Regions from separate parts of the Homo sapiens genome. Here region 1 is linked to region 2. Evidence: chromatin loops called from intact Hi-C (ENCODE). Cell type or tissue: mammary epithelial cell. All regions are shown on one strand. Links, peaks and the distances in the headings refer to the core of each region. The heading gives the core; the rest is flanking DNA.

Region 1 (15,811 bases), core at 6,757-11,756, 57 kb after region 2:
GTCAGGATGATGCTGGCCTCATAAAATGAGTTAGGGAGGAGTCCCTCTTTTTCTGTTGTCTGAAATAGTTTCAGAAGGAATGGTACCAGCTCCTCTTTGTACCTCTGGTAGAATTCAGCTGTGAATCCATCTGGTCCTGGACTTTTTTTGGTTGGTAGCCTATTAATTATTGCCTCAATTTCAGAACCTGTTATTGGTCTATACAGAGATTCAACTTCTTCCTGGTTTAGTCTTGGGAGAGTGTATGTGTCCAGGAATTTATCCATTTCTTCTAGATTTTCTAGTATATTTGCATAGAAGTGTTGATAGTATTCTCTGATGGTAGTTTGTATTTCTGTGGGATCAGTGGTGATATCCCCTTTATCATTTTTTGTTGCATCTATTTGATTCTTCTCTCTTTTCTTCTTTATTGGTCTTGCTAGTTGTCTATCAATTTTGTTGATCTTTTCAAAAAACCAGCTCCTGGATTCATTGATTTTTGAAGGGTTTTTTGTGTCTCTATCTCCTTCAGTTCTGCTCTGATCTTAGTTATTTTTTGCCTTCTGCTAGCTTTTGAATTTGTTTGTTCTTGCTTCCCTAGTTCTTTTAACTGTGATGTTAGGATGTTGATTTTAGATCTTTCCTGCTTTCTCTTGTGGCATTTAGTGCTATAAATTTCCCTCTACACACTGCTTTAAATGTGTCCCAGAGATTCTGGTACATTGTGTCTTTGTTCTCATTGGTTTCAAAGAACATCTTTATTTCTGCCTTCATTTCATTATTTACTCAGTAGTCATTCAGGAGCAGGTTGTTCAGTTTCCATGTAGTTGAGCGGTTTTGAGTGAGTTTCTTAATCCTGAGTTCTAATTTGCTTGCACTGTGGTCTGAAAGACAGTTTGTTGTGATTTCTGTTCTTTTACATTTGCTGAGGAGTGCTTTACTTCCAACTATGTGGTCAATTTTGGAATAGGTGTGGTGTGCTGAGAAGAATGTATATTCTGTTGATTTGGGGTAGAGAATTCTGTAGATGTCTATTAGGTCTGCTTGGTGCAGAGCTGAGTTCAATTCCTGGATATCCTTGTTAACCTTCTGTCACGTTGATCTGTCAAATGTTGACAGTGGGGTGTTAAAGTCTCCCATTATTATTGTGTGGGAGTCTAAGTCTCTTTGTAGATCTCTAAGGACTTGCTTTATGAATCTGGGTGCTCCTGTATTGGGTGCATATATAATTAGGATAGTTAGCTCTTCTTGTTGAATTGATCCCTTTACCATTATGTAATGGCCTTCTTTGTCTCTTTTGATCTTTGTTGGTTTAAAGTCTGTTTTATCAGAGACTAGGATTGCAACCCCTGCTCTTTTTTGGTTTCCATTTGCTTGGTAGATCTTTCTTCATACCTTTATTTTGAGCCTATGTGCATCTTTGCACATGAGATGGGTCTCCTGAATACAGCACACTGATGGGTCTTGACTCTTTATCCAATTTGCCAGTCTGTGTCTTTTAAATTGGGCATTTAGCTCATTTACATTTAAGGTTAATATTGTTATGTTTGAATTTGATCCTGTCATTATGTTAGCTGGTTATTTTGCCTGTTAGTTGATGCAGTTTCTTCATAGCATCGATGGTCTTTACAATTTGGCATGTTTTTGCAGTGGCTGGTACTGGTTTTTCCTTTCCATGTTTAGTGCTTCCTCCAGGAGCTCTTGTAGGGCAGGCCTCTCTCAGCATTTGCTTGTCTGTAAAGGATTTTATTTCTCCTTCATTTATGAAGCTTAGTTTGGCTGGATATGAGATTCTGCGTTGAAAATTCTTTTCTTTAAGAATGTTAAATATTGGCCCCCACTCTCTTCTGGCTGTAGGGTCTGCCGAGAGATCCGCTGTTAGTCTGATGGGCTTCCCTTTGTGGGTAACTTGACCTTTCTCTCTGGCTGCCCTTAACATTTTTTCCTTCATTTCAACCTTGGTGAATCTGACAATTATGTGTCTTTGGGTTGCTCTTCTCGAGGATTATCTTTGTGGCGTTCTCTGTATTTCCTGAATTTGAATGCTGGCCTGCCTTGCTAGCTTGGGGAAGTTTTCCTGGATAATATCCTGCAGAATGTTTTCTACCTTGGTTCCATTTTCCCTGTCACTTTCCGGTACACCAATCAAATGTAGATTTGGTCTTTTCAGTAGCCCCATATTTCTTGGACTCTTTGTTCATTTCTTTTCACTCTTTTTTCTCTAAACTTCTCTTCTTGCTTCATTTCTTTAATTTGATCTTCAATCACTGATACTCTTTCTCCCTCTTGATCAAATCGGCTTTTGAAGCTTGTGCATGTGTCATGAAGTTCTTGTGCCATGGTTTTTGGCTCCATCAGGTCATTTAAGGTCTTCTCTACACCCTTTATTCTAGTTAACCATTCATCTAACCCTTTTTCAAGGTTTTTAGCTTCCTTGCGATGGGTTAGCACATGCTCCTTTAGCTCAGAGAAGTTTGTTACTACTGATCTTCTGAAGCCTACTTCTGTCAACTCATCAAACTCATTCTCCATCCAGTTTCGTTCCCTTGCTGGCAAGGAGCTGTGATCCTCTGGAGGAGAAGAGGTGCTCTGTTTTTTGGAATTTTCAGCTTTTCTGCTCTGGTTTCTTCCCATCTTTGTGGTTTTATCTACCTTTGGTCTTTGATGTTGGTGACCTACAGATGGGCTTTTGGTGCGGATGTCCTTTTTGTTGATGTTGATGCTATTCCTTTCTGTTTGTTAGTTTTCCTTCTGACAGTCAGACCCCTCAGCTGCAGGTCTGTTGGAGTTTGCTGGAGGTCCACTCCAGACCCTGTTTGCCTGGGTATCACCAGTGGAGGCTGCAGAATAGCAAATATTGCTGCCTGATCCTTCCTCTGGAAGCTTCATCCCAGAGGGGCACCCACCTGTTTGAGGTGTCTGTTGGCCCCTACTGGGAGGTGTTTCCTAGTCAGGGTACTTGGGGGTCAGAGACCTGCTTGAGGAGGCAGTCTGTCTGTTCTTGGAGCTCGAACGCCATGCTGAGAGAACCACTGCTCTCTTCAGAGCTGTCAGACAGGGACATTTAAGTCTGCAGAAGCTGTCTGCTGCCTTTTATTCTACTATGCCCTGCCCCCAGAGGTGGAATATATAGAGGCAGTAGGCCTTGCTGAGCTCCAGTGGGCTCTGCCCAGTTAGTGCTTCCCTGCCTCTTTGTTTACACGGTGAGCTACCCAAGCCTCAGCAATGGTGGATGCCGATGGAGGGGAGTATGTCTTAACCACAAAGGCAACTGTTTGCAGATCTCACATGATGCTAATTTATCCTGACTCAGCCCACCCTAATTGTCCTTATACCTGACTTATAATTCAAGTATTTTGGTTTTCTACTGGTTTTAGGGATATTGTTAAAATTTCTTCAAGTCCACATTTACCCATTCACTAACCCTATCCACAAAATATTGACAAACTGAGTATTTGAAGAGTATTTGCCTTGCTTTACTTTTATCTGGTACACCTGTCTCCCTATCCTCAAATTCACATACAACAATTCCATATGCCACCTAGTCCATCAAAACAATGGCTTCTACAACTGCCACTTCCCTACATTCTCAGCTTTCAGCTGCAAATGAATTAGTACAAAAAAATTGCTTCATTATTCTACACCATTGCTCACACTGTCTGTTCTGTCCTCTGTTGAAGACCCTTTGCTTTATGCCCAGTTCTTTCTTCTCCCAACTCCCTTGAACTTGAACATTGTGATAGTCAGTGTTATGTGTCAGCTTGACCGGGCTAAGGGATGCCCAGGTAGCTGGTAAAACCTTATTTCTGGACGTGTCTGTGAGGGCGTTTCTGGAAGAGATTAGCATTTGAATCAGCAGCTGAACAAAGAAGATCCATCCTCCCCAATAGGGGCAGGCATCATCCAACTGGTCGAGGGTCTGAATAAAACAAAAAAGTAGAGGCAGGGCAAATCTTCTTCCTTTTTTAGCTGAGACATCCATCTTTTCCTGCCTCAGACATTGGTGCTACTCGTTCTTGGGACTTCAGCCTCAGACTGAGGCTTACATCATCAGCTTTCCCTGGTTCTCAGGCCTTTGAACTGATGTTGAATCACTATACCAGCTTTCTTGGTTCTCCAGCTTGCAGATGGAAGATTGTGGGACTTGGCCTTCATAATCACATGAGCCAATTCCTATAATCAATCTCTGATATTGTTTGAATATTTGTCCCCTCCAAATCTCATGCTGAAATGTGATACCGAGTGTTGGAGTGGGGCTTGGTGGGAGGTGATTGGATTATAAGGGTGGGTCCCTCATGAAAGGTTTAGCACCGTCCCCCTGGTGATGAGTAAGTACTTGCTCTGATTCATGTAAGATCTGGTTGTTTAAAAATGTGTGACACCTCCTCCCTCTGTATCTTGCTTCGGATCTCACCATGTGACATGCCAGCTCCCTCTTTACCTTCTGCCATGATTGGAAACTTCCTGGGGCTTCACCAGAAGCAAATGTTGGAGCCTGCAGAGCCATGAACAAATTAAGTCTCTTTTCTTTGTAAATTATCCAGCCTCAGGTGTTTCTTTGTAGCAATTCAAGAACAGCCTGATACGATCTCTTTGTCTCTCTCTATATGAATATATATGCAGTCACTGTGCCACATAATACATTTCAGTTAACAAACAGCATGTTCAACAATGGTCCCATAAGATTATAATACTGCATTTTCACTGTAACTTTTCTATGTTTAGATACACGATTACTTACTATTGTGTTACCAATGTGTATGGTATTCAGTACAGTAACATGTTTGTAGCCTAGGAGCAATAGGTTATACCAGATAACTTGGGTGTGTAGTAGGCTATACCATCCAGGTTTCTGTGGGTACACTCTGTGATGTTCACACAATGACAAAAGTGCCTAACAAAGCATCTTAGAATGTATCCCCATCATTAAGCAATGTAGTATTGTATAGCTATATACTATTGGCTCTACTTTTCTAAAGAGCCCTGACTAATACAGCCGTCAAACTGTTTCTTGCTTCTCACATCTGACCTCACCCAGGACTTCATTCTTTCAGGCTTACCCTGTGCCTCATGGCTACAGGGGGAAACTTATCTACGTTTTATGCTCTGGCTAGACTAAACTATTTCTTCCCTCTGCATAGGCTATTTCGTCTGCCTGGAATGACCTTCTTTGTCTTTGCTTTCCTGGAGAATGCCTATTTCTCCTAAATAGCTCATATTTTGCATATGCAAAGTTTCCCTCATCATTGCCCTCTTCCTCAACCCAAATTAACCACTGCTCATGGTGAGCTATTATGATACCTTGACATTACTTCTGTTGATTATCATACTACAGTAGTCCCCCTTATCCACAGTTTAGCTTTCAGTGATTTTGTTATAAGTGGTCAACTGTGGTTGGAAAATATATGGGAAATTCTAAAAATAAACAATTTATTAACATAAGTCTTAAATTTTCCACCACTCTGAGCCGCATGATGAAATCTTGCACCATCCTTCTCCGTCCTGCCCAGGATGGAAATCCTCACTTTGTCCAGCAGATCCACACTGTTGACACTCCCTGCCCCTGAGTCACTTTATTTGCCCTCTCTGTTATCAGATCGACTGTCACAGTATCACAGTGTTTGTGTCCACGTCACCCTTAATTTACTTAATGATGGTCCCACAGTGAAAGAGTGGTGATGCTGGCAATTTGGATATGCTGTCAAGTGCTTATGTTAAGTAAAAAGGTAAAAGTTCTCAGACTACTAAGGGAAAAAACTCATATGCTAAGGTTTCTAAAATCTACAGTAAGAATGAAACTTCTATCTGTGATATTGTGAAGAAGGAAAAATAAATTTGTGCATCGTATAGACAGAGTTTGGTAGTATCTGTGGTTTCAGGCATCCACTGGGGGTTTTGGAATGTATTCCCCATGGATAAGGGAGGACTACTGCATATAGAAATTATTTGTTTATGGGTCCACTTCTCCATTCTATTTGGATTTCTTGACATCAAGGCTACATAATGCTTAGGACATATTAGGCCTTCATTTGTTTATTCATTCTTTAAAAAAATATTAATAGACGACCTTATATGTTCCTGTTCTCACAGAGCAAAGGGGAAGGTGAAGGCAGAAATAGCTGTTTTGTGCACATGCATTTTAAGTCAAACTGCATTACAACTTGACCTGATTGCCTTTCTTTTAATTCTGTGATTGACCACTGCTCTTCAAAAAGGCCTTGATGGAGGCCTCATTCGAGTTCAGTGGTTCTCGATTCCTGTGTTTGCTTTGACTTTTCCTTAATAAACAAAACCAAAACTCCAAATGGTCAGTGACAGGCATAACCTTGTGTACCTGAGCATGGTAATGTGTCATTTTACCTCAACTTGGTGTTTTTCACTTAGGAAAAATTTTTGGTCATTATAATCCAGGATTTTTAAAAAAAAATACACCAATTTTTTTAAAATTAGAGAAAATTTAAGACTGAGACATTTAGTCATTTTTCTTGAAAATTTTGTTTTAAAGTTTTTTAAAAAGTTGTTCTCAGCAGAGCTGGCATAGGAGGCAGACAGTGTGGTTTGGTTTGGGGCAGAGGGGCCTGTGGATTCAAGCACATGGAGGTGTGCCAGCCACAGCTTCCTTCCTTCCTCCCCCAGCCTTTGGCGTCACCATTGAGACTGCCCTCTGGCTCAGACCAGAAAGACAGCCACGGTGAAAAAGCCTGGTTCCTAGGATGGGAGGGAAACTGGCCAAATCTGTTTAGACTGTAATGACAACACCAAGAACTACTTTATCACAGTTGCTCATCAGGAGCAAAGGAGGTTGCCTGGGGTTGGGTGAGGAGGGGGCTGGTAACTGTAAATGGGCACGAGGGATCTTACTGAGGGATGAAAATGATCAAAAGCTGATTTATGGTGTGTGGTTGCACAACCTGGTAAATTCACTAAGAACAAAAAACAAATCATTCAGGCCGGGCTTGGTGGCTCATGCCTGTAATCCCAGCACTTTGGGAGGCCAAGGCAGGCAGATCACCTGAGGTCAGGAGTTCGAGACCAGCCTGGCCATCCACCTGAGGTCAGGAGTTCAAGATCATCTTTTGGTAGAGATAGTGAAATCCCATCTCTACCAAAAAAATAAAAAACTCAAAAAACAAAAAGCACAAAACAAAAATTAGCCAGGTGTGTGGTGGCATGTGCCTGTAATCCCAGCTACTCAGGAGGCTGAGGCATGAGAATTGCTTGAACCTGGGAGGCAGAGGTTGCAGTGAGCCGAGATCGTGTCGCTGCACTCCAGCCTGGGTGACAGAGCAAGACTTATTTCAAAATAATAATAATAATAATAATAAGTGAAGGCCGGGTGTGGTGGCTCATGCCTGTAATCCCAGCACTTTGGGAGGCTGAGGTGGGCAGATCACGAGGTCAGGAGATTGAGACCATCCTGGTCAACATGGTGAAACCCCGTCTCTACTAAAATACAAAAAATTAGCCAAGCATGGTGGTATGTTCCTGTAGCCCCAGCTACTTGGGAGGCTAAGGCAGGGGAATCACTTGAATCCGGGAGGTGGAGGTTGCAGTGAGCAGAGATTATGCCACTGCACTCCAGCCTGGCGACAGAGCAAGACTCCATCTCAAAATAAATAAATAAATCGTTCAACTGTACACACTTGAGATGGGTAAATTATATGATATGCAAAATATACATCAATACAGTTATATAAAAAGCAGGGTGTACAATAGTGTATTTAATATGCTACCATTTAAATGAAAAAGTGGGAAACCAAAAAGAAAGGCAAAAAAGACTGAACTTTAATGAAAAGGTATGCAAAAAAATAAATGCTTTCAGTATCTCCGGGCTTAGTATTAACGTGCCAAAATATGAGCACAGGTCCTGGGGGTGGTAGCCTAGGGGGAGAAGGGCAATGAAGGATATCTGTACTGCTGGTCTCCACGGGTGCTGCGCTGGAGGCTTTGGTGGGATGCCTCTCTCTCAACATACTGTGGACTGTACATGAAGCTGTCCTGCAGGCAATTTGATTTCATGTGTGATCCAGCTAAAGCTCTATATGCCACATCAGCAAATGGGAAGGGGGCAGGAGCATACTTGGGTATCATCAGGTGGGCAGCATTAGCGTACGAGGGCTGAGGGGCAGGCCTTTGACAAGGTCAGGCGTTGGGGGTGAAATAACCTCCCCAGAAGGACATTATTCTGAGGGGCGCACAGCCGTATAAAAACATGTTCAGACAATGCCATTAGGGGAGCATGGCTGTCCACAGCAAACTGGACAGGAAAAAGAAGCAGTAACCCATGCTGTCCTTGGTGATCTTCTCTCCAGAGACTTCTGCCTGGAGTTTGGTGACCTGGCCTTGGAAGACATTGTAGAGAGAAGTGCCCAAGGGGTGAGTTTGGGGAAGAGATGTGCCAGTATAAGAATTCAGGTTTGATGATTATTATTTGTAGACGTTGAATTTATTTCACATTTTTGTTTCATGGAGCACAAACATGTTCCCTTTTAAAAAGTCACTGGTAAAGGATTGGAACAATTTACCCTGACTGTATACTGGAGACCCCAGGCACAGATCTACTGAACGACCTGGCCAGAGTCAAGGCCATTCACTAAGGACAGGACCAAAGTCATCATTACTGAAAGTTTTGTGAAAATATCTTTTTGTTTTCTTTTCAAATATTCATATATGTTCACTATTACTTTGAAAAAAAAAAAAAGCCAGATTAGTCCCTTAGAGTCCCTGGACTCTGGCCTTCTTTATTATACTTTGTTTTCAGCCAATTCTAACTTGCTAAGAGGCCAACCCTGATTTCATATGGTATTTACCTTCCTATAAACTGCAGGAACAGACTAAAATTTAGTACTGATTATTTTTAAAGGCTATTTTTTTCAGTTTATAAACCTAAAGGCTGTATTTTAGTGATAAGTAATGAATTGAATAGTGTTCCCCCCAAAATTCATGCTCATCCAGAACTTTCAGTGTCACCTTATTGGGAAATATCACCTTTGCAGATATAATTAATTAAGATGAGGTCACACTGGATTAGGATGGGCTTTAAATCCAATGACTGGTGTCTTTATAAGAGAGAGGAGTGGGAGATTGAGACCCAGAGATACAGAAACACACACAGGGGGAAAAAAAAAGGCTATATGAAGATGGAGGCAGAGCTTGGAACGATGTAGCCACAAGCCAAGGATTGCCAGCCGCCACCAGAACCTGGGAGAGAGGCATGGAGCAGATTCTCAGGCAGAGGCTCCAGAAGAAATCAGCCCTGCAGACACCTGGATTTCAGACTTGCAGCCTCCAGAAATATGAGCTCATACATTTCTGTTGTTTTAAGCCACCAGCTTGTGGCAGTTTGTTTTGGCAGCCCTAGGACACCCACACAGCACACATTTCAAAGTTGCCTTTACTTGAGCAACCCTGCACACCCAGCAGCCTGAGAGACTGTGTTGAAATGTGGAGCAGATCGTGCTGCAGCTCTGCTCAGAGAAGGGGAGTCGATGGAATGGTATGAATGCTGCATGATCTATGCCACCCCCTGCCCTCTCTTACTTCCTTTCGTGTCTTTTTTGCCACACATGCCTTTTTGATATTTTCCCAGCACACCTCATGCCCTTTGCTTTTGTGTTCATTCTGGAATGTTCTTTTGGTGATATACAGACAGCTCCCTAGCTCACCTCACCCAGCACCTATTTAATAAGACTTTCCCTAACCTCTCTATTTAACATCACCACCAGTATCCCTTAGGACCCTTGCAGCTTAATTTTTCTCCTTAGCACTTGTCACTGTCTAGTAGATTATATATTTTACTTATTTATTTCATGGATTGTCTGTCCTCCCCAACAGACAGGGATTTGAGTCTGTTCTGTTCACTACTATATCCCCAGCACCTATGTGCCTGCCACATAGCTGACGCTCAATAAATATTTGTTGGATGAGTGAATGCATACATCGTTGTGCAATTGTACTTTTATGTTTATCTATGACATGCCTAATTTCTGGATACCTTGCATAGGAATAGCTTCCAGAGCTAGCATTAGAACTTATGCTACTGTTTTGGATCCTTGACTTCCCTCCAAAGCTGGACATTTGGCAGCCCAGAGCAAAGAGCATCTGGTGTTCCTAGTACCCATGCTGTGTGCCAACAGAATTAGTATGGTTCTTGGAGGTTGGTGGATTAGTCTGCTTAGGCAAAAAAAAAAAAAAAAAAAAAACACCACAAACTGAGTGGCTTAAACAGCAGAAATGTATTATCCCACAGTTCCGGAGGCTGGAAGTCTGAGATCACAGTGTCAGCCTGGGTGGGTACTAGGGAGGGCCTCTTCCAGGTTGCAGTTGGCCACTTTCCCCCTGTGTCCTCACATGGGGGAGAGAGAGCAAATTCTATGATGTCTCTTCTTAGAAGGGCATTAAGCCCATCAGGAGGACTGTACTTCATGATATCATCTAACCCTAATTACCTCCCAAAGGCCCCATCTCCAAATATCATCACATAGGGGGTTAGGGCTTCAACCTGTAGAATTTTGGGATGGGGGACATAATTCAGTCCTCAGCAGTTAAGTTTCCTGAAACCATCAGTGTCACATCCAGTAATATGGGGCTAAGTAGGCCTTTGTGCAGTAATATCTTCTCTAACAAAAATGAATATAGAATTTTAAATACTAAATTCTTTGGAGTAATATAGGCTATATCTCATTCATATATTGACAACCACCTGAATACAGAAACATATCAATCGTTGATGACATATATGCAGAACCTGTATACACTGAATTATTTACCTCCCACTCTGCATGTTGTGGTGAGTGGTTTAACATGCAACCTAGGGTAGGTTGGAGACACAAATGAATCTCCCTTCTCCTTTCCCTCTAAGATGCTCTAATCTTAAGAATGTGTGCTGTTAACAAGGACAGCACCACAGGTTCTGTATCTCTCAAGTGTCCCTCCAGCATGCCCCAGTGTGAAGCCTTCCTACTCCACAGCAGATGTCTCAGCTGTGTGTCACCCGTTCAGGATGGCTGGGTAGGAGGGTGTGGATGAAGTCACTGCCAATCGTCCCTGCTATGAGAACAACCTAAAACACATGCCCTCCAGACTGTGGGTTAATCATATGCATTTCCTCATAATAATGAAAAGTGGCTTTCGAGGCAGGAAATCAGCTTGGCATCATCAAGTTACGTGACCGTGGGCAAGTCATTTATCCTCTCTGGGACTTGGTTTTCTCAAATTTGTCGGGTCAGCTTCCTTCTAAATTAATATTAAATTGTGACAATGGCCTGTTTTTGTGAAGTGAGGAAAAATAACATATAACCCACAAAGCAGAGAAAAGGGAAGGGCCAAGATGGATTACAATGCACTCATTTTGGAGAAAAAGGCAGATTGAGGGGCAGACCCCATTGCATCTGGCTGGAACTCAGAGAACAATTTATGGTGGGCTCTGTTCCTCCTGCACCTACTCCAAGCTCTGCTGTGTCCCTCCACTCTGCTATGTGGATCCTGGCGGCTACAGAATTTTATGTGCCTGAGGGGAGCATCTGGGCTTCTGAAAATGGCTAGAAATCAAAATAATAGAAATTCTGGGATACATAGAGCATTCTGAGCACCATACGCAAATTTTATGAGGAAAGGAATATTTGCCTTCTGGGAAATCCCTGAGAACGTCTAGCTGCCTTTTGGCAAGGCCACGTGGACACAGGAGCCGGTCACTTGAGGATATGGTCCGGGATGGGATCATCTATGTTCTGTAGGATCTTCTTTAGTTTGGTGCTTTCCAAGGACAGCACAAAATCATGCCTTGGATTGTAGTACTGTGAACACATCTGCCACTCATTTCTATATCCCAAGAAATCAAAATTGAAAGTAGTCACCTGAATGTTGACTATAACTTTTGTATTTCTTTAAAATGAGGTTTTGTTTGCTTTTAAATTTCCGATTTGGAAAGGTCATCTTTAAGTCCTCTGATTCTGAACCTAACTGCATGTTAGAATTACCTGGGGATGGAAGGGTGGATTTAAAATACATATACCTAGGCCCAATCCCCAGAGATTTTGGTATCATAGGTTTGATGGGAGCCCAGCATGATCTTGGAAGCAACTCCACAAGGTTTAAAGACATTGGTAAAAATGATGGCACTAGAAAGTTAGCTATAGGAGGAAATGCACAGAGAACACATATGGATCAATTCTGTAAAAGTCCAGCTTTTATTTTTGACCTATGTGTATGTGTTTTTATGGTTTAAATTGATTCTCCATAGCAAGTAGTTATATTACTTCAATTGAAAAGCTGAGGTAAAACAAAACTTGAGACTTTTTTTTTTTTTTTGAGACTGAGTCTCGTTCTGTCACCCAGGCTGGAGGTGCAGTGGTGCAATCTTGGCTCACTGCAAGCTCCACCTCCCAGGTTCATGCCATTCTCTTGCCTCAGCCTCCCAAGTAGCTGGGACTACAGGCACCCGCCACCACGCCTGGCTAATTTTTTTGCATTTTTAGTAGAGACAGGGTTTCACTGTGTTAGCCAGGATGGTCTCGATCTCCTGACCTCGTGATCCGCCTGCCTCGGCCTCTGAGACATTTTTATAAGAAGTAAAATAAACTCCTAATTTCCTCTATCCTACCCTGAGCAACTGTTTTTATTTTCCAAATTGTCTTCTAGTCCTCCACTAGCTCGTCTATTTTTGTATATTTATAATCACAACATAAATGTCATTTAAAAAATACTGCTTTTTAATTTAAGGTTTACCAAAATATTTTTGACATTTCTGCCACTTCCTAGTGTCCTTTTTAATGATCACATATAGGACATCTTGTTGATGCACTATGCTTTTCTAAGTCATTTTCCTGTTGTAGAAAATGATTTTGCTTTCAGATTTTGGCTGCTATAGATAGTGTTAAAATCTTTGTGCAACTGGATTTTTGCTTTTGTGGAATTAGTTCTTATGGGTAAGTTCCTAGGAGCAGGATTGCTAGGTCAGAGCGACAGAACAACTGTGCGGTTCTTGCTAAATGTTGCAAAAAAGGCAATTTTAAAATACTATGAATATATTTGCTTAGGTATAGAAAAATAGGTCTTGTTATAGTAGTATCAGGCCTGCATAAGCTGGATGAGGGCTGAGTGTACTCCAGTGTAGGAAGTCTTAGAGACATTTGAAGGCAAATACAGGTTTCTACAAGAATCTGAAATTAACAACGTTTTAGTCAGTTTTTATACATACAAGTCAATGGAAATGATATGATTTCCATAGGAATTTTGGAAGATTCTCATGACTATTTTATCTTAATAAAATAAGACTGTACACTCAAAACTTCATTTGAATGGTTGTTCTCCACACTATAGATCATTGCACTCCTCATGGGAATTTTAATAAAAGAGAAATAGCTGCTTGCTTTTGTGGTCATTTGGTATCCAAAACTAAATTACATTTCTTGCTCATAGAATGATGTAGAAAAAAGTATTAAATGAATGAATGTATAATTGTTCTGCTCATTGTTTTTATTTTTATTTATTTATTTATTTTTGAGACGGGGTCTCACTCTGTTGCACAGTTCGATTGCAGTGGTGCAATCTCGGCTCACTGCAACTTCTGCCTCCTGGGCTCAAGTGTTCCTCCCACCTCAGCCTCCTGAGCAGCTGGGACCACAGGCTCATACCACCATGCCCAGCTAACTTTTTTCTGTATTTTTTTGTACAGATGGGGTTTCACCACGTCGCCCAGGCTGTCTATTTTTAATATAATAAAAGATACCCGATCTTCAGATTGACTAATCAAATTAAAGAGAATTAAAGTACTTTTAAGAATAAAAACCTAATATTATAGTCCATGATCAGTTCACTACACACAATTTCCCACACCTCATTGCTTAATTTAAAAATTCAAATAATAATGGTAATAATATAAAATCAATGTCAGTTTAACAATTGCCTGTTGCCGGTGCTGGAGAGGATGTGGAGAAATAGGAACACTTTTACACTGTTGGTGGGACTGTAAACTGGTTCAAACCATTGTGGAAGACAGTGTGGCAATTCCTCAAGGATCTAGAACTAGAAATACCATTTGATTCAGCCATCCCATTACTGGGTATATACCCAAAAGATTATAAATCATGCTGCTGTTAAGACACATGCACACATATGTTTATTGTGGCACTATTCACAATAGCAAAGACTTGGAACCAACCCAAATGTCCATCAGTGATAGACTGGATAAAGAAATTGCGGTAGTTTTTGGCTAGCCAAGATGGCCGAATAGGAACAGCTCCAGTCTTCAGCTCCCAGCGTGAGGCACACAGAAGACAAATGATTTCTGCATTTCCAACTGAGGTACTGGGTTCATTTCACTGGGGATTGTCGGACCGTGGGTGCAGGACAGTGGGTGCAGCACACCAAGTGTGAGTCGAAGCAGGGCGCGGCATCACCTCACCTGGGAAGTGCAAGGGGTCAGGGAATTCCCTTTCCTAGCCAAGGAAAGGGGTGACAGATGGCACCTGGAAAATCGGGTCACTCCCACCCTAATACTGTGCTTTTCTGATAGTCTTAGCAAACAGCACACCAGGAGATTATATCCCACGCCTGGCTTGGAGGGTCCCATGCCCATGGAACCTCACTCATTGCTAGCACAGCAGTCTGAGATCAAACTGCAAGGCGGCAGCAAGGCTGGGAGGGGCGCCCACCATTGCTGAGGCTTGAGTAGGTAAACAAAGCGGCTGGGAAGCTCCAACTGGGTGGAGCCCACTGCAGCTCAAGGAGGCCTGTCTGCCTCTGTAGACTCCACCTCTGGGGGCAGGGCAGAGCCAAACAAAAGGCAGCAGAAACCTCTGCAGACTTAAATGTCCCTGTCTGACAGCTTTGAAGAGAGTAGTGGCTCTCCCAGCACGCAGCTTGAGATCTGAGAATGGACAGACTGCCTCCTCAAGTGGGTTCCTGACCCCCGAGTAGCCTAACTGGGAGGCATCCCCCAGTAGGGGCAGACTGGCACCTCACATGGCCAAGTACTCCTCTGAGACAAAACTTCCAGAGGAATGATCAGGCAGCAACATTTGCTGTTCACCAATATTCGCCGTTCTGCAGCCTTTGCTGCTGATACTGAGGCAAACGAGGCCTGGAGTGGACCTCCAGCAAATGCCAACAGACCTGCAGCTGAGGGTCCTGACTGCTAGAAGGAAAACTAACAAACAGAAAGGACATCCACACCAAAACCCCATCTGTACGTCACCATCATCAAAGACCAAAGGTAGACAAAACCACAAAGATGGGGAAAAAACAGAGCAGAAATACTGAAAATTCTAAAAATCAGAGCACCTCTTCCCCTCCAAAGGAACGCAGCTCCTCACCAGCAACCGAACAAAGCTGGATGGAGAATGACTTTGATGAGTTGAGAGAAGAAGGCTTCAGACAATCAAACTTCTCCAAGCTAAAGGAGGAAGTTCGAACCCATGGCAAAGAAGTTAAAAACCTTGAAAAAAGATTAGACGAATGGCTAACTAAAATAACCAATGCAGAGAAGTCCTTAAAGGACCTGATGGAGCTGAAAACCACGGCATGAGAACTACATGATGAATGCACAAGCCTCAGTAGCTGATTCGATCAACTGGAAGAAAGGGTATCAGTGATGGAAGATCAAATGAATGAAATGAAGCAAGAAGAGAAGTTTAGAGAAAAAAGAATAAAAAGAAACTAACAAAGCCGCCAAGAAATACAGGACTATGTGAAAAGACCAAATCTACGTCTGATTGGTGTACCTGAAAGTGACAGGGAGAATGGAACCAAGTTGGAAAACACTCTGCAGGATATTATCCAGGAGAACTTCCCCAATCTAGCAAGGCAGGCCAACATTCAGATTCAGGAAATA
Region 2 (15,811 bases), core at 1,739-6,738:
GATGCACCCTGGGCACCTGCCACATCATCCTCAGGTGGGATGGGTACTCAAACTATCAATTACTATCAATGTGACAGCTGCTACAATGAAAGTGCTGTGAAGTGCAGTGAGAACTGGAAACCCTGACCTGTGTCTGGCTGTTAAATCAGGGAAAGTTTTCTGGAGCAGAAAGAGCTCATCTGGAGTTTGGAACTAGTAAATCCAGACAGAGGAAACAGCATGTGCAAGAGGTGAGAAGTTGAGAGAATTGCCTCATCTCTTCTGGGAACCTCTAGTAGCTGGAGGGCAAAGTTTGAGGAGGGAGGAAGGTCAAGATATTGGGCTGGAAATATGGACAGGTGTGGACAAGCTCCTTGTTTAGGAGCTTGAGTTTTAACCTTCATGTGATGGAGAACTGCTGTGTCCTCAGAGCACGTCTCTGCTGTGACCAGCACAAGTTCAAGCTCCTGGAATGATACAAGAGACATCTACTGCTCTTGGAGGTCATCGTTGGAAGGGGAAAAGGAAGACAGCTAGTGAATGTAGAAATTCACTGTGAGCCACATACTCCAGCACTCTATCCTCGTAATTGTGTAATTACAATTGTATTATAATTGTCAGAACCCTTGGTTGCAGGTAACAAAAACACAACTGGCTAAAAAAAGAAAGGCATAGGTTATTATTGGCTTATGCCATAGAAAGTCAGAGAGGCAAATTGCCTTTCTTGCAGTCACACAGTTATAACAGATGACAGCGGTTACATACACTCAAGTCTGTCTGTCTCTCTTGCCTCCAGGTTCATTTATTCAAATATTCCCACCCCATTGATTATTTGGCTTCCTAGGAGACTTCTGATTCACTGACCATCACACTTTTCACTGTCCAATGTAGTCATAAGATTACATGTTATTATATGTAATGAGCTAAAACCAGTGCCTGCCACCCAGTAACCACCATGTAGGGTTTGCCATTATATTATGATTATCCATTATCCCCTTCATGTTCTCACTTCCCTCCTTTCACTACTTAACTCCCATTGTCCATTATCCTAACAGTCTCTTGCAAACACCCATGGCATCCTTGCCTCTCTCTCATTCTTGGCAGGCAAAACTCCAATCCTGACCAATCCAACTTTTCACTTACTTCATATCTGCTTTGAACTTGGCAGATGAAAATTGCACAAACATTCTGATTGGTCTCACTCTAGACTCACAACTGTAGGTCTCTGGTAATTCTCTTTAATTAGAAAGTTGGCCAGGCGCGGTGACTCAGGCCTGTAATCCCAGCACTTTGGAAGGCCGAGGCGGGCGTATCACTTGAGGTTAGGAGTTCGAGACCAGCCTGGCCAACGTGGTGAAACCCCATTTCTACTAAAAATACAAAAATTTGCTGGGCTTGGTTGCGCATGCCTGTAATCCCAGCTACTTGGGAGGCTGAGGCAGGAGAATCGCTTGAACCCAGGAGGCAGAGGTTGCAGTGAACTGAGATCGCACCACTGCACTCCAGCCTGGGTGACAGAGCAAGACTCGTCTCAGAAAAAAAAAAAAAAAAGAAAGTAGACGCAATCAGAAGCTGTCTCATCTTCATGTCATCAGATCTATCAACCTGCCTGCATCTGTATCCGTATTCTTCCATACTCTCTGCCTTTCTTCTGTAACAATGGAAAAAGACTGCTCCCATTCAAGGCCAGCATGAGTAAACCTCTCTTTCCTCATTGAAGATTCCTGCAGTTATTCACTCTCTATGTTGCGCCACTTTTTCCTTCTCTATTGGATCTTTCCCAGTGGAGTATAAACGTGCACTACTCTGTCTCCCATTTTTTAAATAAAGTAAACACAAGACAGGCGTAGTAACTCACGCCTGTAATCCCAGTACATTGGGAGGCTGAAGCAGGTGGATCACTTGAGCCCAGGTGTTCGAGACCAGCTTGGCAACATGAAGAAACTCAGTCTTTTCAAAAAATACAAAAATTAGTGGGCTGTGGTGGCATGCACCTGTGGACCCAGCTACTCAGGAGGCTGAGGTGGGAAGATTGCTTGAACCCTGGAGTCAGAGGTTGCAGTGAGCCAAGATCGTGCCATTGCACTCAGCCTGGGCAACAGAGTGAGACCCCCTGGTCTAAAAAAAAAAATAAATAAATAAACCACAAAACTCTTCTAGCTGCACATTCTCCTCCATTTCTTCATTCTTCTTCTCAGAAAACTACTCAGTTTGTTTGGACTTAGAATTTCCACATCCTCATTTCCCATTCTCTCTTCAACTATCTTAAGAATCTTCCTAAATCTACACACCATTAGAACTTCTCTTGACAAGATCAAACAACCTCTGTCTCGCCAAATGCAATGGCCATTTCTTCCGCCTCATCTTAATTTGCTTCTCAGAAGCATTCAGCACAATTGACCACTCTTCTTGCCTTGATACTCTTCCTTTGGTTTTCATGGCTTCACACTTTCTTAGTTTTCCTCCTAGGACATTGGTACTCTTCACAGACTTACCTCCTCCTGGACTTCACTCTTCAATTCTGCAGTGCTCTAGGATTCAGTCTTCAGCCCTCTTCTCTTCTTTATCCACAGTCTTTCTAGGTGATCTTATCTAATTTTAATGGCTCTATTTGTTTCCTATTGCTGCTGTAACAAATTGCCACAGACTTAGTGGCTTAAAACCACACAAATTTATTCTCTCGTATTTCTGGGGGTCAAAAGTCCAAAAGGGGTCTTTCTGGGCCAAAGTCAAGAGTTTCAACAGGGTTGATTCCTTATGAGGCACTGAGGGGAAAACCCATTTTCTTGCCTTTTTCAGCTTCTAGTGGCCATCTGTATTCTTTAGTTTGTAACCCCTTCCTCCTTCTTTAAATTGTGGCACTCCAGTCTCTGCTTTTGTTACCACATCACCTTCTCCAATTCTAACTTCTCTGTCCTCCCTCTTTTTTTGTTTGTGTTTGTTTTTGTTTTTGTGATGAAGTCTCACTCTGTTGCCCAAGCTGGAGTGCAGTGGCGCAATCTCGGCTCACTGCAACCTCTGCCTCCTGGGTTCAAGTGATTCTCCTGCCTCAGCCTCCAGTGTAGCTGAGACTACAGGCCCACGCCACCATGCCTGGCTAATTTTGGTACTTTTAGTAGAGACGGGGTTTCACCATGTTGGCCAGGCTGGTCTTTAACTCCTGACCTCATGATCCGCCTGCCTCTGCCTCTCAAAGTGCTGGGATTACAGGCATGAGCCACCTCACCCGGCCAGTCCTCCCTCTTATAAGGACTGTTGTGACTACATGGGACTGCCCAGCTATCCAGGATAATCTCCTCATCTCAAGATCCTTAACTTAATCACATTTGCAAAGTCCCTTTTGCAGTATTTGTCAGTTCCAAGGATTGGGCTGTAGACATATTTGGGGAATTGTTATTCAGCCAACCGTGGTTTTAAGTACCTTACTCCCAAATTCTCATCTCCAGCTCTGACCTCACTCCTGAATTCCAGACTAATATATCTAATGACTTCTCCACTTTGTCACTTACTGTTTAATAGATGTTTTAAATGTTCCCAAACAGTATCTTTAAATCTACTGCATCTGTCACCCAATTGTTCAAAAGTAAGTTCCTAGGAGTCATCCTTGATTCTCCTCTTTTTCTCATTACTCATATCCAAACCATTAACAAGTCCTGTCAGCTCCACCTCCGAAGTATATCTTGACTTGTTCCACTTTATGCTGTCTCTACCTCGGTCCAAGTTGCCATAATCTCTGGCCCCTAGCACAGTAGCCTAACTGGTTTCTCTGCTTCTTCTCTTGAACTCTTCTCATCAACCCCGTGCAATCAATTTTTATCACAGTAGCCAGAGTGATTTTCGTTTTAAAATATAAACCATACTATATTCCTCCATATTATATTCCTCCACTGCTTTCAATTCATCAGTGCTTATCATTACACTTGGGATAAAACGCCTCACCAACCTCACCTCTCCTCCTGCTCAGTAATGGCTTAGAAAGTCCACAGAAACACAAACTTCCTTCCTACTGGTGGTCTTTGCACCAGCTATGTGCACCTCCTAGTTATTTTCTTCTCACCGTTCAGGCTTAAGCTCCAATGTTAGCTCCTAAAAGAGTCTTACCTAGCCGGGCACATTGGCTCATGCCTGTAATGCCAGCACTTTAGGAGGCCGAGGCGGGCAGATCATTTGAGGTCAGGAGATCGAGACCAGCCTGGCCAACATGGCGAAACCCTGTCCCTACTAAAAATGCAAAAATTAACTGGGTGTGGTGGCATGTGCCTGCAGTCCCAGCTATTGAGAGGCTGAGGCACAAGAATCACTTGAACCCAGGAGATGGAGGTTGCAGTGAGCCAAGATTATACCACTGCTAGCCTGGGTGACAGAGTGAGAGAGACACCATCTCGAAAAAAAAAAAAAAAAAAAAGAGTCTTACCTACCACCTCTAAAGTACCCCACCTCTTCATAACACTCACTGTCATATCACTTTATTTTCTTCACAGTACTTACCTCTGCCCAAAATCATCTTGTTTGTTTCTTATGCATTTGTTAGTCTCCCTTCTCTAGAAGAGAAGCACCGGGAGAGAAAGGATCTTGACTGTCTGTGCACCATTGTATTCCTAGCCCCTAAAGTAGCACCTGGCATGTTAGGAGGCATGTTTTAAATATTTGTTGAATGAATGACTAGCCAGAGGCAGGTCCAGATTTGTTTAACTCTATTCCATTAAAGCATAATGGAAACACTGGAATCTGGAATTTGCCCTAATTTGTGGGATAGGTCTGACTTTGGGAAAAAATACACAACTGCAGGTATGTCCAACAGGCATAGGAAAATATCAGTATGGTAAAGGCAACATGTTAGTAATTTGTATCCAAGAGAAAAGCATAGCATGAAATAAATGAGGTGTCCTAATAGACAGGTAGGAGAAACTGAAAAATTACAGCTTCTGGACTTCCTGATAGAGGAAGACTACCCTAGTAGTTCTTAACCTTTTAGGTCACAGACCTTATTAAAAATCAGATCAACATTATACATCTGCTAGAGGAGGAGGCATGTACCCATGTACAAACTAAATTTTACATGCGATTTCAGAAGGCACACAACCATCAGAAATCCAGCCTGAGAATTCCTGCCTGCTCTGGGAAAATGTAAGACTACTTAGCCCGACTCCCTACCACACAAGAAAGGGCATTCTGATGGGGATCAAGGACAGAAAGGAGTAGACTTCTAGAAAAATGATTTTCAAATTTCTTTGTTCATATACCACTTTAAATAATTTTGAAAAACTTCTAACCCCTTGCAGAAATTAAGTATAATTTTAAATGTTTGAGTCTGAATTCTAGCACCTTGTAAATATTAACATTTATTATAAAGATTTTTACATTTGAGAATCTCTTATTGATTCCCCTTGTAATACTATCTGAAACAAAAATATTTATGTGTGACTATGTATACATAAATTAAAATTCTATAATTTGTTTAATATACTAAGGCCATAGGCTCTAATTTTTCAGTTTCTTCTAGATTAACTGATCATTACAATGGTTAGTTCACAATAGTTAAAACAACCAAAATATATTACAGTTTTATGTAAAACTATTAAACAAAAAAGTAAATTTTCTTTTCTTTCTTTTTTTTTTTTTTTTCAGGTACAGAGTCTGGCTGCAGTGCAGTGGTATGATCTCGGCTCACTGCAACCTCTGCCTCCCTGGTTCAATCGATTCTCCTACCTCAGCCTCCTGAGTAGCTGGAGTTACAGGCACCGGCCACCATGCCTGGCTAATTTTTTGGTATTTTTTAGTAGAGACAGTGTTTTACCATGCTGGCCGGGCTAGTCTTGAACTCCTGACTTCAGGTGATCCACCTGCCTCAGCCTCCCAAAGTGCTGGAATTATAGGCATGAGCCACCATGCCTGGCCAAAAGTAAATTTTTAATAAAAATTTTTATTGGAGATGAACAAGACTGGGTTTTTATATTTCCCTGTATTCAAAAATAAATAATAATTTATTGTTAGAATTAAGCAGGATTCAGGATCAATTCTATTTCTATATTTTATTTTGTAAATGTAAGGACTGAGCAACCTCATTTACGTAAATAGAGGGAATGGAGAGAGTTTTGGTGTAACAATGCCACTCAGTTATTTTTTTCTTTTTCTTTTTCTTTTTTTTTTTTTGATACGGTGTTTCACTCTTGTTGCCCACGCTGGAGTGCAATGGCCCGATCTTGGCCCACTGCAACCTCTGCCTCCCAGATTCAAGGAATTTTCCTGCCTCAGCCTCCCAATAGATGGGATTACAGGCATGTGCCACCACACCTGGCTAATTTTGCACTTTTAGTGGAGACGGGATTTCACCATGTTGGCCAGGCTGGTCTCGAATTCCAGACCTCAGGTGATCCACCCACCTTGGCCTCACAAAGTGCTAGGATTACAGGTGTAAGCCACTGCACCCAGCCACCACTCAGTTCTTTGAACTCTTTTTGAGTTAAATGTGAAAAATCACACAGTTGGGAAATAATTTTTGCAAATCATATATCTGATGAGGTTCTTATATCTAGAATATCTAAAGAACACTTACAACTCAATAATAAAAAGACAACCCCATTTTTAAATGGGCAAAGGATCTGAATAGACATGTCTCCAGAGGAGATATACAAATGGCCAATAAACACATGAAAAGATGCTCAATATCATTAGCCATCAAGGAAATGCAAGTCAAAACCAATGAGATAGCACTTTACAACTACTAGAATGGCTATAATAAAAAAGATACATGACAACAAATGTTGGCAAGGATATGGTGAAATTTATTTCTTTCACTGCTGGCAGGAATGTAAAATGGTACTGCCTCTTTGGAAAACAGTCTGGCAATTCTTCAAAATGTTAAACATAGTGTTACCATATGACCCAGCAATTGCACTTCAGCTATCTACCCAAGAGAAGTAAAAACTTAGGTTCATATAAAAATCTGAACGTAAATGTCCAAAGCAGCATTATTTGTAATAGCCAAGAAGTGGAAATAACCCAAATGTCCTTCAACTGATACATAGATAAAATGTGGTATATCTGGCCAGGTGTGGTGGCTCACACCTGTAATCCCAGCACTTTGAGAGGCTAAGGCGGGTGGATCGTGAGGTCATGAGTTCAAGACCAGCCTGGCTAACATGGCGAAACCCCGTCTCTACTAAAAATACAAAAAGTAGCCGGCTGTGATGGTGGGTGCCTGTAATCGCAACTACTCAGGAGGCTGAGGCAGGAGAATCGCTTGAACCCTGGGAGGTGGAGGTTGCAGTGAGCTGAGATTGTGTCACTGCACTCCAGCCTGGGTGACAAGAGCAAGACTCTGTCTAAAAAAAAAAAAAAAGAAAAAGAAAAAAAAGTGATATATCCATACAGTGTGATAGTATTCAGCAATAAAAATAATTTTTTTTCTTTTTTGAGATAGATTCTCACTCTGTCACCCAGACTGAAGTGCAGTGGCACAATCATAGCTTATTGTAGCTTCAAACTCCTTGGTTAAAGCAATCTTCCTACCTCAGCCTCCCAAGTAGCTAGGGCTACTGGCACACACCATCATGCCCCACTAACTTTTAAACATTTTTTGTACAGACATGTTCTCATTACCAGGCTAGTCTTGAGCTCTGGGGCTCAAGTGATACTCCTGCCTTAGTCTCTCAAAGTGCTGGGACTGCAGGTGTGAGCCACCACACCTGGCGGCATCACATTCTTATATATTTTCCACCAAATTTTAGAGCTGCAGATTTTTATGGAAAAAGTCCACTGTGTAGCCTACTTATCAAAATGCTATTGTCAAACCAATTAGGTAAATCAGACTCATTTTCTGTTATAAAAACCCAACTTTGTTTTTTCCATCCAAAAAAATTAATATCATTTTGAAGAATACTGTAATAATATAATAGAATGCATCTTTTAAGATGGACTATTAAATGTAGTCAAGATTTCAATGATATATAAACAATAATTATCAATTTTTAATAATTTATTAAAATAATAAACCAATATGCTTTTCTTATTACTTAATATAAGCTAATGTGTGGCTTAAGTTATAAATTTTTGGGAAACAAGAAAAATAAAAGACCTGATATGATATTCTTTTTTTTATTATTATACTTTAAGTTTTAGGGTACATGCGCACAATGTGCAGGTTTGTTACATATGTATACATGTGCCATGTTGGTGTGCTGCACCCATTAACTCATCATTTACATTAGGTATATCTCCTGATGCTATTCCTCCCCACTCACCCCACCCCACAACAGGCCCCGGTGTGTGATGTTCCCCTTCCTGTGTCAAAGTATTCTCATTGTTCAATTTCCACCTATGAGTGAGAACATGTGGTGTTTGGTTTTCTGTCCTTGTGATAGTTTGCTGAGAATGATGGTTTCCAGCTTCATCCATGTCCCTACAAAGGACATGAACTCATCATTTTTTATGGCTGCATAGTATTTCATGGTGTATATGTGCCACATTTTCTTAATCCAGTCTATCATTGTTGGACATTTGGGTTGGTTCCAAGTCTTTGCTATTGTGAATAGTGCCGCAATAAACATACGTCTGCATGTGTCTTTATAGCAGCATGATTTATAATCCTTTGGGTATATACCCAGTAATGGGATGGCTGGGTCAAATGGTATTTCTAGTTCTAGATCCCTGAGGAATCGCCACACTGTCTTCCACAATGGTTGAACTAGTTTACAGTCCCCACCAACAGCGTAAAAGTGTTCCTATTTCTCCACATCCTCTCCAGCACCTGTTGTTTCCTGACTTTTTAATGATCGCCATTCTAACTGGTGTGAGATGGTATCTCATTGTGGTTTTCATTTGCATTTCTCTGATGGCCAGTGATGATGAGCATTTTTTCATGTGTCTTTTGGCTGCATAAATGTCTTCTTTTGAGAAGTGTCTGTTCATATCCTTTGCCCGCTTTTTGATGGGGTTGTTTGTTCTTTTCTTGTAAATTTATTTGAGTTCTTTGTAGATTCTGGATATTAGCCCTTTGTCAGATGAATAGGTTGCAAAAAGTTTCTCCCATTTTGTAGGTTGCCTGTTCACTCTGATGGTAGTTTCTTTTGCTGTGCAGAAGCTCTTTAGTTTAATTAGATCCCATTTGTCAATTTTGTCTTTTGTTGCCATTGCTTTTGGTGTTTTAGACATGAAGTCCTTGCCCATGCCTGTGTCCTCAATGGTAATACCTAGGTTTCCTTCTAGGGTTTTTATGGTTTTAGGTCTAACATTTAAGTCTTTAATCCATCTTGAATTAATTTTTGTATAAGGTGTAAGGAAGGGGTCCAGTTTCAGCTTTCTACCTATGGCTAGCCAGTTTTCCCAGCACCATTTATTAAATAGGGAATCCTTTCCCCATTGCTTCTTTTTGTCAGGTTTGTCAAAGATCAGATAGTTGTAGATGTGTGGCATTATTTCTGAGGGATCTGTTCTGTTCCACTGGTCTATATCTCTGTTTTGGTACCAGTACCATGCTGTTTTGTTTACTGTAGCCTTGTAGTATAGTTTGAAGTCAGGTGGTGTGATGCCTCCAGCTTTGTTCTTTTGGTTTAGGATTGACTTGGCAATGTGGGCTCTCTTTTGGTTCCATATGAACTTTAAAGTAGTTTTTTTCCAATTCTTTTTTTTTTTTTTTTTTTTTGAGACAGAGTCTTGCTCTGTTGCCCAGGTTGGAGTGCAGTGCTGCGATCTCGGCTCACTGCAAGCTCCACCTCCCGGGTTCACACCATTCTCCTGCCTCAGCCTCATGAGTAGCTGGGGTTTCAGGCGCATGCCACCACGTCCGGCTAATTTTTTTTATTTTATTTTTTAGTAGAGACGGGGTTTCACCGTGTTAGCCAGGATGGTCTCGATCTCCTGACCTTGTGATCCACTGGACTGGGCCTCCCAAAGTGTTGGGATTACAGGCATGAGCCACTGTGCCTGGCCCAGTTTTCTCCAGTTCTGTGAAGAAAGTCATTGGTAGCTTGATGGGGATGGCATTGAATCTATAAATTACCTTGGGCTCTATGGCCATTTTCACGATATTGATTCTTCCTATCCATGAGCATGGAATGTTCTTCCATTTGTTTGTATCCTTTTATTTCATTGAGCAGTGGTTTGTAGTTCTCCTTGAAGAGGTCCTTCACATCCCTTGTAAGTTGGATTCCTAGGTATTTTATTCTCTTTGAAGCAATTGTGAATGGGAGGTCACTCATGATTTGGCTCTCTGTCTGTTATTGGTGTATAAGAATGCTTGTGATTTTTGCACATCGATTTTGTATCCTGAGACTTTGCTGAAGTTGCTTATCAGCTTAAGGAGATTTTGGGCTGAGATGATGGGGTTTTCTAGATATACAATCATGTCATCTGCAAACAGAGACAATTTGACTTCCTCTTTTCCTAACTGAATACCCTTTATTTCCTTCTCCTGCCTGATTGCCCTGGCCAGGACTTCCAACACTATGTTGAATAGGAGTGGTGAGAGAGGGCACCCGTCTTGTGCCAGTTTTCAAAGGGAACGCTTCCAGTTTTTGCCCATTCAGTATGATATTGGCAGTGGGTTTGTCACAGATAGCTCTTATTATTTTGAGATACGTCCCATCAATACCTAATTTATTGAGAGTTTTTAGCATGAAGTGCTGTTGAATTTTGTCAAAGGCCTTTTCTGCATCTATTGAGATAATCATGTGGTTTTTGTCTTTGGTTCTGTTTATATGCTGGATTACGTTTATTGATTTGCATATGTTGAACCAGCCTTGCATCCCAGGGATGAAGCCCACTTGATCATGGTGGATAAGCTTTTTGATGTGTTGCTTGATTCGGTTTGCCAGTATTTTATTGAGGATTTTTGCATCAATGTTCATCAGAGATATTGGTCTAAAATTCTCTTTTTTTGTTGTGTCTCTGCCAGGCTTTGGTATCAGGATGATGCTGGCCTCATCAAATGAGTTAGGGAGGATTCCCTCTTTTTCTATTGATTGGAATAGTTTCAGAAGGAATGGTATCAGCTCCTCCTTGTACTTCTGGTAGAATTCGGCTGTGAATCCGTCTGGTCCTGGACTTTTTTTGGTTGGTAAGCTATTAATTATTGCCTCAATTTCAGAGCCTGTTATTGGTCTATTCAGAGATTCAACTTCTTCCTGGTTTATTCTTGGGAGGGTGTATGTGTCAAGGAATTTATCCATTTCTTCTAGATTTTCTAGTTTATTTGCATAGAGGTGTTTATAGTATTCTCTGATGGTAGTTTGTATTTCTGTGGGATCAGTGGTGATATCTGCTTTATCATTTTTTATTGCGTCTATTTGATTCTTCTCTCTTTTCTTCTTTATTAGTCTTGCTAGCAGTGTATCAATTTTGTTGATCTTTTCAAAAAACCAGCTCCTGGATTCATTGATTTTTTGAAGGGTTTTTTGTGTCTCTATCTCCTTCAGTTCTGCTCTGATCTTAGTTATTTCTTGCCTTCTGCTAGCTTTTGAAGTGTTTGCTCTTGCTTCTGTAGTTGTTTTAATTGTGATGTTAGGGTGTCAATTTTGGATCTTTCCTGCTTTCTCTTATGGGCATTTAGTGCTGTAAATTTCCCTCTACACACTGCTTTGAATGTGTCCCAGAGATTCTGGTATGTTGTGTCTTTGTTCTCATTGGTTTCAAAGAACATCTTTATTTCTGTCTTCATTTTGTTATGTACCCAGTAGTCATTCAGGAGCAGGTTGTTCAGTTTCCATGTAGTTAAGCTGTTTTGAGTGAGTTTCTTAATGCTGAGTTCTAGTTTGATTGCACCGTGGTCTGAGATACAGTTCGTTATAATTTCTGTTCTTTTACATTTGCTGAGGAGAGCTTTACTTCCAACTATATGGTCAATTTTGGAATAGGTGTGGTGTGGTGCTGAGAAGAATGTATATTCTGTTGATTTGGGGTGGAGAGTTCTGTAGATGTCTATTAGGTCCACTTGGTGCAGAGCTGAGTTCAATTCCTGGGTATCCTTGTTGACTTTCTGTCTCACTGATCTGTCTAATGTTGACAGTGGGGTGTTAAAGTCTCCCATTATTATTGTGTGGGAGTCTAAATCTCTCTGTAGGTCTCTAAGGACTTGCTTCATTTATCTTGGTGCTCCTGTATTGGGTGCATATATATTTAGGATAGTTAGCTCTTCTTGTTGAATTGATCCCTTTACCATTATGTAATGGCCTTCTTTGTCTCTTTTGATCTTTGTTGGTTTAAAGTCTGTTTTATCAGAGACTAGGATTGCAACCCCTGCCTTGTTTTGTTTTCCATTTGCTTGGTAGATCTTCCTCCATCCCTTTATTTTGAGCCTATGTGTGTCTCTGCACGTGAGATGGGTTTCCTGAATACAGCACACTGATGGGTCTTGACTCTTCATCCAATTTGCCAGTCTGTGTCTTTTAATTGGAACTTTTAGCCCATTTACATTTAAGGTTAATATTTTTATGTGTGAATTTGATCCTATCATTATGATGTTAGCTGGTTATTTTGCTCGTTACTTGATGCAGTTTCTTCCTGGCCTCGATGGTCTTTACAATGTGGCATGGGTTTGCAGTGGCTGGTACCGGTTTTTCCTTTCCATGCTTAGTGCTTCCTTCAGGAGCTCTTTTAGGGCAGGCCTGGTGGTGACAAAATCTCTCAGCATTTGCTTGTCTGTAAAGTATTTTAATTCTCCTTCACTTATGAAGCTTAGTTTGGCTGGATATGAAATTCTGGGTTGAAAATTCTTTAAGAATGTTGAATATTGGCCCCCACTCTGTTCTGGCTTGTAGAGTTTCTACCGAGAGATCAGCTGTTAGTCTGATGGGCTTCCCTGTGTGGGTAACCCGACCTTTCTCTCTGGCTGCCCTTAACATTTTTTCCTTCATTTCAACTTTGGTGAATCTGATAATTATGTGTCTTGGAGTTGCTCTTCTTGAGAAGTATCTTTGTGGTGTTCTCTGTATTTCCTGAATCTGAATGTTGGCCTGCCTTGCTAGATTGGGGAAGTTCTCCTGGATAATATCCTGCAGAGTGTTTTCCAACTTGGTTCCATTCTCCCCGTCACTTTCAGGTACACCAATCAGACATAGATGTGGTCTTTTCACATAGTCCCATATTTCTTGGAGGCTTTGTTAGTTTCTTTTTATTCTTTTTTCTCTAAAGTTCTCTTCTTGCTTCATTTCATTTATTTGATCTTCCATCACTGATACCCTTTCTTCCAGTTGATCGAATCGGCTACTGAGGCTTGTGCATTTGTCACATAGTTCTCGTGCCATGGTTTTCAGCTCCATCAGGTCCTTTAAGGACCACTCTGCATTGGTTATTCTAGTTAGACATTCATCTAATTTTTTTTCAAGGTTTTTAACTACTTTGCCATGGGTTCGAACTTCCTCCTTTAGCTCGGAGAAGTTTGATCATCTGAAGACTTCTTCTCTCAACTCATCAAAGTCATTCTCCATCCAGCTTTATTCCATTGCTGGTGAGGAGCTGCGTTCCTTTGGAGGAGGAGAGGCACTCTGATTTTTAGAATTTTCAGTATTTCTGCTGTTTTTTCCCCATCTTTGTGGTTTTGTCTACCTTTGGTCTTTGATGATGGTGACGAACAGATGGGGTTTTGGTGTGGATGTCCTTTCTGTTTGTTAGTTTTCCTTCTAACAGTCAAGACCCTCAGCTGCGAGTCTGTTGGAGTTTGCCAGAGGTCCACTCCAGACCCTGTTTGCCTGGGTATCAGCAGCGGAGGCTACAGAACAGCGGATATCGGTGAACAGCAAATATTGCTGCCTGATTGTTCCTCTGGAAGTTTTGTCTCAGAGGAGTACCCAGCCATGTGAGGTGTCAGTCTGCCCCTACTTGGGGGTGCCTCCCAGTTAGGCTACTCGGGGGTCAGGTACCCACTTGAGGAGGCAGTCTGTCCGTTCTCAGATCTCAAGCTGCGTGCTGGGAGAAGCACTACTGTCTTCCAATCTGTTAGAGAAGGACATTTAGGTCTGCAGAGGTTTCTGCTGCCTTTTGCTTGGCTATGCCCTGCCCCCAGAGGTGAAGTCTACAGAGGCAGGCAGGCCTCCTTGAGCTGCGGTGGGCTCCATCCAGTGCGAGCTTCCTGACCGCTTTGTTAACCTACTCAAGCCTCAGCAATGGTGGGCGCCCCTCCCCCCAGCCTTGCTGCCACCTTGCAGTTTGATCTCAAACTTCTGTGCTAGCCATGAGTGAGGTTCCGTGGGCATGGGACCCTCCGAGCCAGGCGTGGGATATAATCTCCTGGTGTGCTGTTTGCTAAGACCATCAGAAAAGCACAGTATTAGGGTGGGAATGACCCGATTTTCCAAGTGCCATCTGTCACCCCTTTCCTTGGCTAGAAAAGGGAATTCCCTGACCCCTTGTGCTTCCTGGGTGAGGCGATGCCTCGCCCTGCTTTGGCTCACACTTGGTGTGCTGCACCCACTGTCCTGCACCCACTGTCCAACAGTCCCCAGTGAGATGAACCCAGTACCTCAGTTGGAAATGCAGAAATCATTCGTCTTCCACGTCGCTCACTCTGGGAGCTATAGACTGGAGCTGTTCCAATTCGGACATCTTGGAACCCTGATATGATATTCTTTTAGTAATTGTGTGTGTGTTGAACTCTTCTGTTGTAATTTTATGAATAATTAAATAAGTATCAAATATAAAAATCATAAATGATTCCATTAATTTAGTTGGAAATCATAATAAAAAATTTATTATATATTTAAGAAAAGATATACACTTTTCTTATATATTTAAGGAAAGATAAACACATAAATATATACACTAAATAATATATACACTAAAAGTGATTGGCTCTTGAACCCGGGAGGCAGTGATTGTGGTGAGCCAAGATGGTGCCATTGCACTCCAGCCTGGGCAACAAGAGCAAAACTCTGTCTCAAAAAAAAAAAAAAGTGATTGGTCTGGGACTAGCATATAATTTAATTTTTTGTTAATAAGAAGTAGAAACTATTAATCATGTTATAGAATAAAATAAGTTGGTGATCGATCATAAATATTTCATATGGTTTTATAAATACATTGTACCTTATTGAATAAATAACTGAATCTAAAAAAATAAGTTTAACAGTAAGTTCTGTTTACAATATGTTTTGAAAACTTGGTAGTACTAAAATATCTTCCCATTGCACAGAAAAGAATCACCTTCACTAATTTTGTCTAATTTGGCTTTTGTGAAGTTTTTTTTTTCTTATTCCTCATGCTAGGGATGAGTAGTATTGAGAATATCTGAAAAGAGCTGCTTAGTTTAAAATACTTGAGAAGAGGTCTTTGGGTCATTCAGTCTTCCTACTGCAGGTCACTTAGCTTCACTCTCACAGCACTCTCCTTCCAGAACGATGCTTTTTTTTTTTTTTTTTTTTTTTTTTTAACAGCAGACTGATATAAAAGAAAGTCATTAAACAAAAACTGCCTTACTTTCACCACTCTACTTACCTTATACTTATATTCAGAACCTCCAAGGAAGAGTCAGAATATCCTTGTTTTTTTCTCCCTTAACAGAAATATTTAAAAGGCAAGGAACACCAGAAAGATCTATAGGTTCAATTGCCTTATTAATCATCACAGTTTCCTGCAAATCAATATTTTGGTATTTGTTGTTGTTGCCCAAGAGGTTTTTTTTCTATTACCCAAGGCACTGCATCACAGCACATTCTAGGATAGATAAAGGCTATGAAATTGGGAGAATGTCTGATGTGAATGTTAGCACATCCTCAGGCAAACTGGTGTTAGGAAAAAGTACCTATAAAAATTAAAGATCTGGAAGGGCCCAGTGGCTCAGGCCTGTAATCCCAGCACTTTGGGAGGCCGAGTTGGGTGGATCACCTGAGGTCAGGAGTTC

Evidence for each region. Hi-C counts contacts between places; a loop is a spot of excess contacts. Peaks named below come from ENCODE experiments on the same cell type or tissue, not always from the same donor. Only the 100,000 strongest peaks of a DNase experiment are listed, where the experiment ranks them.
Region 1: a loop joins it to region 2, with 4 times the contacts of the local background. A loop is called at or near these places in 6 of 110 quality-filtered maps.

What each region holds. Positions count from the first base shown.
Region 1 is chr13:51,514,221-51,530,031 of GRCh38, reverse strand. No RefSeq gene overlaps it. Among named protein-coding and RNA genes, the nearest start is that of MIR4703, 30 kb to the left of the region's middle. In mammary epithelial cell, for the core only: no CTCF peak of the experiment used is centred there; a DNase peak (open chromatin) is centred at 9,341; H3K27ac peaks cover 1,095 bases.
Region 2 is chr13:51,565,747-51,581,557 of GRCh38, reverse strand. No RefSeq gene overlaps it. Among named protein-coding and RNA genes, the nearest start is that of WDFY2, 11 kb to the left of the region's middle. In mammary epithelial cell, for the core only: no CTCF peak of the experiment used is centred there; DNase peaks (open chromatin) are centred at 3,647 and 4,637; H3K4me3 peaks cover 815 bases; H3K27ac peaks cover 2,012 bases.